Linked DNA regions of Homo sapiens: region 1 is linked to region 2. A link is a contact called in ENCODE Hi-C data. All regions are on one chromosome and are shown on one strand. The core of a region is the stretch at or near the end of the contact, and the rest is flanking DNA. Distances in the headings are between cores, read along the strand shown. Region 1 has its middle 50 kb from the start of KCNA1. Region 2 has its middle 28 kb from the start of KCNA6-AS1.

Evidence for each region. A loop is a pair of places that touch in the nucleus more often than their neighbours do. Pooled maps may share reads with other maps.
Region 1: a loop to region 2 is called in a map of GM12878, with 2.9 times the contacts of the local background. The contact joins two enhancer-like sites. A Hi-C loop is called at or near these places in 3 of 168 maps with a recorded cell type or tissue (Caco-2, GM12878 and breast epithelium), 19 of 37 single-sample maps with no recorded cell type and 13 of 50 pooled maps.

Annotation. Positions count from the first base shown.
Region 1 is chr12:4,957,453-4,962,753 of GRCh38, forward strand. No RefSeq gene overlaps it. Among named protein-coding and RNA genes, the nearest start is that of KCNA1, 50 kb to the left of the region's middle. Within about 2 kb of position 2,664, at least 3 of the 41 ENCODE cell types and tissues checked have a DNase peak (open chromatin) inside an H3K27ac peak, as active enhancers do.
Region 2 is chr12:4,855,765-4,861,356 of GRCh38, forward strand. No RefSeq gene overlaps it. Among named protein-coding and RNA genes, the nearest start is that of KCNA6-AS1, 28 kb to the left of the region's middle. RefSeq lists enhancers at 1,787-2,430, 1,959-2,253. Within about 2 kb of position 2,812, at least 3 of the 41 ENCODE cell types and tissues checked have a DNase peak (open chromatin) inside an H3K27ac peak, as active enhancers do.

The sequences.
Region 1 (5,301 bases), core at 1,414-3,913, 100 kb after region 2:
AGACGTTTCAGAATGAGAGGTGCTCAGCTGGGCCACCTTGCCGGCTGGTAGCAGGGACGGAAGTGAGTCCCTAGTGTCCTGAATCTTGCCACAGCGTTTAATGAGCTGGCTTTTCTGATGGTCTCCTTTTATAAAGTGCTCAATTCACATAACTAATTAAGTGTCTAGTTATGGATTCGAAATCAATGAGTTCCTGTATTAACAATTTATTTTTTTTATTTTTATTTTTTTTGCTTTATTTCTTGGCTTTTTTTTCCCCCTTTTGCTCTCCCCACCCATTCCATGTCTGACTTCTCCCTTGTTTGGCCTCCTTGTCCTCGTGATTCTTCTACTCTGCTCTGGGTGATTACTGTTTCTTTTTTCTCCTTTCTGGGCCCTCCTTCCTCTTCCCTCCTTTCCTTCCTTCAGCCCTGTCCCCTTCTCTTTCTCCCTGTAGTTCTCACACACACACAGGCGGACATGCTCACGCTCACGCTGGCTCACGTTCTCTCTAGATTTAGAGAGAGACAGAGACAGACTGGCTCCATCCTCTCCCCCTCAGGAGTGCTAAAAACCAGTCCATCTGCTGTGGATCTGCTTATTATTTGAAAGTTTGCCTTATGGAGTAAGAAGGAAGCTAGGATTCCTGTATTTTCTCAGTCTCCTCTTTAAACACAGGGAAGTAGATATTTCTCACCTAATAAGCACATTAATAAAAACTTGGCAGGGCACAAGGAAGCCATATTGACATTCTCCTTCTAGGAGAATTAGTATAGTGCCTTTTGCAGATGGGCACTTAATGAATTTTTGATGACTGAAGCGATGATGCATGCTAGCCGTGGCTTCATCATAAGCTCACTGACTCCATGGACATCAGTCTTCTTTCTTTGTGTTATCTGTCCATGTTGAACTGCAGAGATTTTTGTCAAAAGGAAGAATGAGGATAGAGAGGTCAGTCAATAATCTCAGGGCTAAAGTTGGAGTCTGAGAGAGGTTCAGGGCTAGAACCCCAAACTTTCAGATCCAAGTGGCCATAACTATGGAGGCCCGGGGTAGGCTGGGGAAGCAATGGTGTTCGGACTTTGAGAAGGAGGAGCTTCCACCTAGGGCTCCTCCTAAGAGTTCATTCTTTCCTGATGGCTCCCGAATGGAATTCCACTGGTGAGAGATTCTCAGTGGTAGCTTCTATTCCTACCTGGACACACCAGAGATGACTAAATGCAATTCAAGTCCTGTTCTTCTTCCTTCCCAATCCTACCTCATGCAGATCTGATTTTGCACAGGGTCCCACACCTCTCCAGGGAGCCCCTCAAACAGCCTTAGGTAATCTTGCATCTCCATTACCACTCCCACGCATGCCCACTCCTTCTTTTCAAGTCCAACTTTGCTGAGCCACTGGTCCTCTTGTGCTATGACGTGACGTGAGGTTGGCTGTCTGCACTCCGCCCTTGTCCAGTCTAGTCTGTCCCCCTGCAGGCCAGAGCTATAAGGGGTATTCCATTTGAGTCAAATTTCAGTTACAAGTTACAAGGCCTGCTCCCCAGCTTCCCACCACGACTTGGCTGTTCTTCTCCTTTGTGTTTCTTCTCCTTGAAACCATGGGCAAGCCAAAAGCTGGGATTCACAAGGCTAAGGTTCTGGTAGGAACTTGGACACATGCCAACTTCCAAACAAGGCTGGCAAGAACAGCCCTCCCTGCTTCATAGCAGGGCTCCATTTGGAAAATGCATATGAAGTCATTTGAAAAAGTAGGAATGCTCTAGGGAGGAAATATCTTTTTAGTTCTAGTCTTTAGGTCTTTGAGTTAGTGTTTTTACAGTTGGATTGATTGATGAGTAATGTTCTACATCCACCCTCCTCGGAAACCACAGATCACATTTTGTTGACTGGTGTTAGTAATGTCTTTGGATGCTATGGAATCAAATTCTTTTTTCCTTGGGGATTAAATCCAAAATATAGACCTCACTACCCCACTCACTGCAACTTCCTGAGATAACCTGCCTGCGTAGGTACCTTAGTCTGTTCAGCTGCTATAATAAAATACCATGGCTTGTGAATTTATTTCTCACAGTTTTGGAGGCTGGGAAGTCCTAGATCAGGGTGCCAGCATGGTAGAGTTCTGGTACATGCTCGTTTCCTGATTCATAGATGGCCGTCTTTCCACTGTGTCCTCCCATGGAGGAAGGGGTGAGAGAGCTCTCTGTGATCTCTTTTACAACTGCTGTAATCTCCGTCATGAGGATTCTACCCTCATGACCTAACCACTGCCCAGATGTCCAAGCTCCAAATACCATCACACAGGGGATAAGGTTTCAACATACAAATTTTTAGGGGGCATAAACATTCAACTTATACCAATAGAAGTGAATTATTTGGGCATTTTCCTGGAGTGATGTAAAGGCATTCTTATTTTTCTTGAAGGAGTGGCCAAGGAGTTGCAGAGAAAAGTGACATTGCCTCCCAAACCTCTCTGCTCCTTCTGTATGAGGTCTTTATCTAGGGCAGAGCTGCCCTCCTGCGGGGGGGGACTGAAAATGAGTAGAAAGGTTTGGGGCTATCACCGTGACATTGATGCCAGCCCAGGAATACAAAACATTCTGCCATGCAGCTTTCAGTCTGCATTGGAAAGGAATGTCGTGCCCCAAATGCTGAGAAACACGGCTGGGATGTCGTAAAACCGTAGAGAGATAGAGATGGAAGTCCTCTCAGAGGCCGGAATTCCAAGCCTTCCTTTTACAGAGGAGAAAATTTTGGCCCAGAAAAGGAAAGTGGGCTGCTCAAAGTCACGCAGCTAGCTAGTGGCAGAGCTGGACTGGAGCCCAGCCCTCGGGTTCCCAGCCCAGCATGCCTTCCGCAGTGTTGGTGCGGCAGAGAGCTGGGGAGGTGTGGCTGCAGGGGCACCTTGCTGAGTATGGACTGCAGGCCCGGGCTGGCAGGGCTGCTGGGCGGCTGCTGATTATATCCGTAATTCCGCCTTCTTAGAGGCAGAGACCCTTGAGCCAACATGTGCCCCCCCAGGCCCACTGCTGCCCAAGGCAGGCTTGGGATTGCAGCTTTCCTTTGGAGGAGTAGATTTGCTTGTTTTGCTCAGATTTTCCTTCTGCCTCTAAAAGACACCCCCAAATAACCCTGTGTTCGGGAACAACATTCATTAGCTTAATGAAATGTAGTAGCTTCCAGTAGGATGGAAGAAGGGGTCTCTTAGTGAGAGTCCCCTGTTGTGTGCTCTCATGCACGAATGGAGGGGAGGCTCCGGTTGGGTGGGTGGCAGGAGGCCGGAGGTCTATTCTTAGCTCTGTTGCTATGTGATGTTGTGCAGGCCACTGAGGCTTCTTGTTCTTCCTGGTTCAATCAGCTCTCAGTATTCTGCCTCCTTTGCCCCGCCTTGGGCATCACCAGCCATGTCTCTTCAAAGTGAGGTGCCTCAGCTGGGTGGGCTGGGGAGGGAACACCGGAATATCTAGAAGTATCAGTCAGAGTGCAGGTGGGAAACAAATACCACACTCAAATGAGGTAATTAAGGAGAGTTTAATAAAATAAATATCTTCGAAGGAGGTTATTGGGCCTTGGGTACCTAATGGTCTGAGAGTCCCTCTATCTCCCCTCTAGAGGCCTTCTTATCCCTTCTAGAGAGGAGGCTCGGGGGCTGGGTATCTTCCCCTTCCTTCTCTAGATTCACTCTCCAGGCTCCTCCGTCTGCAGTGGTAAGGAATGCAGCCCTGGGCCACCTTGCCTCCAGACAGGCAGCAGGAGCATGGCACTGGGTCTGATTCCCTGGCCCTCCCCACAGGTCATTGCTGGTTGGCCATATTTCTCCCCGAGGCTACAGCTCCTTTTGGGTGGCTCTTTCCACACAGCTGTCCCTCTGGTTCTGGGAGCTCTTCTTTCCTGTGCTCCATTTAGGACTAAGGATATGATGAACACAGTGCTGTCTCCCTTAGGGAGCACAGAGTCTAGGGGAGGAGGTATCTGCACTTGCTGGGGAATCACTGCTCAGTGAGAAAGATCTGCAGTGATACAGCTTCCCAGCAGCCAGCAGAATGGCAGGGACAGAAGGCTTCTTAGAGGCAGAGGCCCTTGATTTGACTCTTGGCTAGATCTGGTGGACACAGTCTGCACAGACACTACACGCAGCAGGAACAGTGCATGCAGGGGCGCCACTGAGAACGGGAATGACAAGGTACATTGAAGAACTAAAAATTCTTTTTTATTGCAAATAGTAGAAACTGAACTTAAAGGAGTTAAAGAGGAAAAAATGAAAAAAGAAATTTGTTGTCTCCAGTATTTGAGAGGTCCAGGTGTGACTGGCTTCAGGCACCCACATTTAACCCTCAGGTTTCTGTCTCTCTGACTGTCTGAGCTTGCTGTCTCCTAGGCATCTACTTCCTAGGCAGGCTTTCTCCATTATGGAAAGTGGGGTGATGGAGGTGGGGAAGAGGAGGAAGGGGAGTCGTTCCTGGAGTATTAGGCTCATGTGTTCCATTTAACTAGTGGATCTAGAGAAAGACAGATGCTTCTGTCCCAGTCCCCAGATGACAAATCTCATGAAAACATGATACTGCTGGGGTCACTGGCCCTCTTAGCCATTGGGGGAGGAAGGACAAGCTTTGGCAAGTTCTGAGCCCAGGCCTATCCTTGGGCAAGTGAAGGCACAGAGTCAGCACTCTTGTCCCACAGAGGGAAGATTCTCCCCAGGAAAAGAGGATTTTTATTCCCTGAGAAAGGGGTGAAGACAGGGCATTCTGGGAAGACCAAAAATCAAGCTCCAGTGGTCCATTTTGCTGGGTAGAGCTGGAGAGCAGAGGCCAGGTAAAGACAGCTTCCCCTGTGGCAATGGGGAGCCCTTGAAGAACCGTGAGCAGAGGAAAGACTCAGCCAGACTTGCGTTTTTGAGGCATAATCTGAAAAGTAAAGCTAATCTCCAATTAAAAAAAGAAAATAATGAAAAACCATATAATACTTCCTAATGCCAAAAAGAAATGTGCTTGGAATGATCTGCTCTTTAAGTTTCCCTGTTCTGCTCTCTTTCCCAAACTCATCCAGGAGACCGGCTGCGTCATCTAAGCACAGAGCAGGATCTGCTGGTGTGTATTTTCAAATTGCATTCGATTCTCACTTGCGTAGGGCCTGTTTCAGTCTGGGGCTTGAGGGCCAGGACCCGTGTGCCTGACTGCTGGGCTGGGCTCAAGTTCAGCCGTCTCTAAAGAGCTAGCAGTATTTGGAGGCATATCCTGGCTGGGACACGGACAGGCAGCCTCCCTGAGCTTCTGCTTTCAGCACCCCCTCCTCGTGCGCCTGTGAGTCACACCAGGGCTTTGTCAT
Region 2 (5,592 bases), core at 1,562-4,061:
GCTAGGAGTCAGCACTGCCTTCCTAAGGGGCTGCCGGATTCTCTTCCCCTTTGACAGAGGTGCGGCCAGCCGTCCAGATGTGGCTGGATGACCAGTTAAGGGGCAATCACCTGCCCTTCTGCCCCACTCCGCCGGAGGTATTGGGTGCAGAAGTAAAGGTGGCTGCTCGGGGATTCCAAGTAGATGTAGGGGAGCTGAGGCCTCAAAGGCTCCCGATCTCCTGGCCTGTGAAAGCAAGTGGACATCTTAGAGAGTCCTTGCTTATGGGTGCCTGCAACTTCCAGGAAGAGGTCGTAGAGGAAGCAGCAGGAAGTGTTCCTGGAAACTCCACGCAGAGGCTGGACGCCCTGGGAACTTTGGCTCAGTGTGCTCTGTGGAGGGATATTATCTGTAGGGACCAGGATATAACACAGCAAAGGGATCAGGTGTCCTTTGGAAAAATGATTTTCCAAGTCAAATTAAATACCACTTGCTTACAGATTTTCTTGAATCTCACCAGGCTAAGAATCAGGCTGAATTATTTTGAACGCCTACCTGATCACTGGACCCGGAGTGAGGAGGGGAGACATGGAAGGTGACCTTGTATGCAACCCTTTTTCCTCTGGTGTCAGTCTTCCACTCAGGGCCTTGGTTTCCCCCTCTGGCAAGCGGGAAGTTGATTTAGGTGATCTCCAGGTTTCCTCCTGCAATAGACAGTGGTACGTTCAGTTTTTCCTCCTGTGTTATGGGTCATTTGTCACCAACTTGCTACTTTCCGCAGTCTGAAGCATATTAAAAGCGGCCCCCATCTCCCACATAAGCAAGCATTTAAAAAAAAAATACTGGTTAAAATAAAATGAGATTGGCCTCTTAGAACCAGTCAACTCATCAAAGTGATGCTGAGCCCTTCTGAGCTCAACAATGTTGACAGTAATTTATGCATTTCACAGCACTAGGCTGGAAAAGTGCAAGCACAGGGCTAAGGCTTACATTTCCTGTGTCAACAGTCACTTGCCTGGTGTCTGGTTTCTTTTTTGGTCCTGCTTACCTTGTGCCAGCCGGTGCCAGCTCAGGGGGCTCTGTGAGGCCACCTCGCCTGCTGGTGACAGAGTCCTCACTGCTTTTAATTTCCAAGTACTGCTTCATCTCTTGGAGATGCTTCAGTGACTCCATTCCAAGGCGGGTTTAGATGACGAAGTGGATGACGATGGGGGGAGTAGGGGAATCTCCTTAGAGACAAACCTGGGAGAAGGCATTTCTCATTCCAGTCAATACATAAATGTTATTGATTGGAATCATATTGGGTACATATTGCTTGGAACAAGGAAGAAGTATCTTTCCACTTCCTTTTGTTTAGCTCTTTAATGGGAAAAGTCTCTGTTTTTTTTTTTTTTTTCAGTTTCCCTCTTGTCGCCCAGGCTGGAGTGCAATGGCGTGATCTTGGCTCACTGCAACCTCCGCCTCCCGGGTTCAAGCGAATCTCCAGCCTCCTGAGTAGCTGGGATTACAGGCATGTGCCACCACGCCCGGCTAATTTTATATTTTTAGTAGAGATGGGGTTTCTCCATGTTGGTCAGGCTGGTCTCAAACTCTTGACCTCAGGTGATCTGCCTGCCTCGGCCTCCCAAAGTGCTGGGATAACAGGTGTGAGCCACTGTGCCCAGCTGTTTCTGGTTATTAATAGGAACAAAATACCAGGGCATGCTTTGTCTAGGTCAGTCCTCATTCTTCATTGTGGATCAGAATCAGCTGGAGAACTTGTCAAAATGCAGATTCCTGGGCTCTGAACCCCCGAGTTATGGACTCAGTAGGCGTAAGAGGCCTGAGAATTTGCATTTCTATCCAGCTCCCAGGTGATGCTGATGCATAGGTCAAGGACCACACTTTGAGAAGCACCGGCGGGGAACACAGTGTTACCAGGTCTTGGTCTCCATCCAATGCAGTAAACACTATGCGATAACAACCTGGGGGCTTTTGAGCTTACAGGAACAGTCAATGCAATAGAAGCACGCGCTGCTAGGTCTCCAAGGAAACAGGGACAGTCTCTTCTCCCGCTGTTAGTTAATGAGAGTGTGGTTGTAACTAAACTACTGGCTAATTACCACGATCGTGGGAAGTGTCCCAGGTCGGCGCTATGAGCTTCTGCCACTAGGGGGAACCAGGGCTATTTCTCTGCAGGCTCCAGGCTGTGAGAAGAGGAAAAGTACTGAAGAGAGCGAGCAAAGCCTTTCAGAAAATACTGCAACACTGCGTGCCCGAGGCCCCCGCACATCGCTGCAATCTTGATGTGCACAGACACCGTCGAGAACCAAGGCTTGGCAGGGAGGGGGGATGGTTGATTTTCTAAGTTGTTTGGTTTTCCTCCCTTTCCTTAAAGTACATCCACATTAAGCCGTTTATGCCGCGGGTGACCTGTAGTATGAGAAGAAACACAGGTCGCTCTCCTGGCTTTGCAGATAGAGTAAGCTCAGGAGAGAGGGAAAGGAGCTGGGCAAAATGCCAGCAAGGGAGGGCTGGGCTGGCGGGACCCAGATGTTCCCTGCCCAGGAGCGTCGTGGAGAGAAGGGGAGGCATGCCTGGGGTTTGGACTGGCCAGCTTGCAGGTGGCTGTCAACCCTGAATGTTGTGGCATAGGTCAGGATGAGGTCCCTTGGGGTGGGGGAGGCAGAGTAATTCCTAAGGGAGAAAAAGACAGGAAAGCAGGTTTTGGGGCTAAGAAGACAAAAATGACTGAGAGGTTATTTTACCTGCCTTGAACTTGCAAACAAGTATGGGTCATGACCTCTTGTGAGTGCTGCCGCATGCCCTGTCAGCTGCTGTCTTCTGGGGACACGCATATTCTGACCGCCACAGAGGGCAGCATAACAGCCACAGTGCCTGCTGAGCAGGAACGTGCCGCCTAACCGGTCCGTGGCGTCCCTGCCTCTTTCTCCCTCATTAAGCCTCTTTCCCAGGACCACAGCTTTGGAAACAGCTTAATCTCTAACAAGTGATCCCGCAGGGACTTGCATTTCAGTCCCTAAAAACCACTCTGTTCCCTTTCTCGGCATGACAGTGGCCTTCTAATGGTTTCGGAGATAAGATATGAGCCCAGGTGATGTTGGGACGTGCAGAATCCATGGTGGGCTGCATAGGTATTAATTCGAGGAACAAATTTCCATAACGTGTGTGTTTGTGGGCATGAGGGTGTACACCTCAATGGCAAATTATCATAACAAAACATTAGCTATAAACATTTAGTTTGAGGACTTGGCGTATAGTTCCAAAAAATGATCTCATTAGCTTACTAACATTCACTTGTCCCTGTGACCAACACATGCAACTCACTGTTCGGAGGGAGCCCCCATCACAGCTAAACAGAGGGACCAGGAGTCTTCCTTCTTAAGCTGCAGCCTGACTTTTCTCCAGCTTACTGTGATAGTTTTCTGGCATGAGCAAAATAAGCAGACCCTGTCTCTCATAATTGAAAAGCGTGTGTGTGTGTGTGTGTGTGTGTGTGTGTGTGTGTGTGTGTGTGTATGTATGCATCCTTTTCATATTCCTTAAAACATTTTTAGCAGGTAAAATCATGTCTCTATGCTATTCTCTCACTGCCAGCCACAGAAAGGATCTTACACAAAGAAGTCCATGGGGCTCCCCTTCTCCTGCACTCAAGTCCTGGATAGGAGTTCTGACTTTTCTGAGTGACAGTTCCCAAAAGGGTTCCTTTTCACCTTTGTTGAATGCAGAAGCAGTGGCTCTTCAAGAGAGAGCATCTCCCTCACCCCTTAGTCATTCCGAGCTATTTGGCTCACAGGTACTTTCAGCATCAGATCTGGTCCTGACTCCAGCTTCCACTGAGTACACATCCTTAGGGCCTCTGCAGGGCGGTGCACCCATGCCTGGGAGGCCTCTCCATCCCTGGATCCCTGCGGCCACTCTTCAAGGCTCCTATTGCCAACCCAGGGATCTGCTGCTCCGTGCTGCTGTCTTGAGCACTGCCTGGCTGCTTGGACCAGGCAGGGCCCAATGACCACAAGTCAGGGAATGGAGAGAGGTGTTTGCTGCAGATTGAGATTCTGATCCTTCCTCTGTCCTTGAAGGACCCTCTCCTCCCCTGTCTCCCTCGCAGCCTTCTCCAGTGCTGGAGCTGACCCGGAACATCAGAGACAGGAAAGTCACTGCTCCAGTTGAATTTTGCTGCAGTTTCTTTTTTTCTCCCCTAGATGCTGAGAGCTATTTTTAGACAGGGACTTTTTTTTTTTTTTCAGGGGATCCACAGTCTATTTTTAAAGGACTTACGGAGGCCACATCATTCAGTGTTTCTCACAGGGACTTCAGAGAGAGTTAGGTGGGACAGGCCAGAGCAGTGGGGGTGCTGGCACCTTCCTGAGGAAGAGAGGGTATCAGGAGAGACCTGGGGAAGGTTGGGAGAAGCGTGGTGCCCAGGCAGGGCAGAGTGGGCTGCTTTCTCATGCTGGAGAGCATACGAGGGACTCACCATGCTCCTCCCTCCAGTCACCCCAGGCTTCGGGGCCAGAGCTGCCTGACTATCTTCCCATCCCAGCGGCCACAATGACATTGCCCTCCAACATGGCAGTGGGTTTAATTGACTGTACTTTCCTTCCTTTTTCCTAAACGTCTGTGTTCAGATGGCTTCTGCATCTCCTCTTTCCATGGCACTCCCTTGTCTCTGCAAACTGAGCTGTGGAAAGTTTTGGATCATGCCTTGGGCCTGAAGCCAGCCCCAAGAGGGCAAAGCTGAAGTCCTGGGTGAAGAGGGGACCTCGTGTGTCACAAGATGGAGACCAGGGTGGATAGGCTCCCGCTGCGACAGGGAGGATACAGCCAGGCGGTGATCTTGTCCTGGGCTCCCCAGGAGGGAAAGAAGAAGGAGGAAAAGGAGGAATCAGAGGAGAGCCATTCAGAGTGACTTGGGCAGAGACAGTAACAGGCTGCGGTGTCCTCGGAGACTCCCCTAGACCTGCTCTTTCTTCCACTCCTGAGTCCAGCCCTTAGTGTATAACTCCAAGGTCTGTGGATTTGGGGTCTGGATTCACAAGACTAGGATGGAGTAGTCAGGGAGAAGGGCCTGGGTGGAAGATTCCAGACAGAGTTGGTGAAAATGCTTCCAAACAGAGCTAAAGAGCTTTCCTCTCAGTGAATAGACAGGGGACTGCCCTCGCAGGAGCCCTGCGGCCACCCCATTGCGTGAGCCTCTCATGCTTCTCCTTGCTGTCTCCTTGCAGGACTTAGGCCGCAGGGTCAGGGCCTGGAACTGCTCTGAAAATAACTGGGGATTCCTGGTGCTCTCTGAGTCCTCCTGCCAATCTTCAGTTGTACCAAGAAGTGAGAAGGAAGGAGGCAGTGAGTGAAGAAGTCTAATTCCAGCTCGTTAGCCGACACCTGCACTGCCCTTCAGAAAAGGGCAGGCTGGGAATGCTGTTGTGTGGCCCCCTTTGGGGTGCCAGGACCCCTGGGTAAGGCTGCGTGCCTTGGGTGGGAGCTGAGACATAGCCCGGGCACCTTCTGCACAGTGGATGGGCCCGGACAGCCTGGCATCCCTGGCTCCGTCAGCAGGCAAGGAAGGGGCGAGAGCGCAGTGTGCTCCTAGAAAGATACTTATGCTCCCCA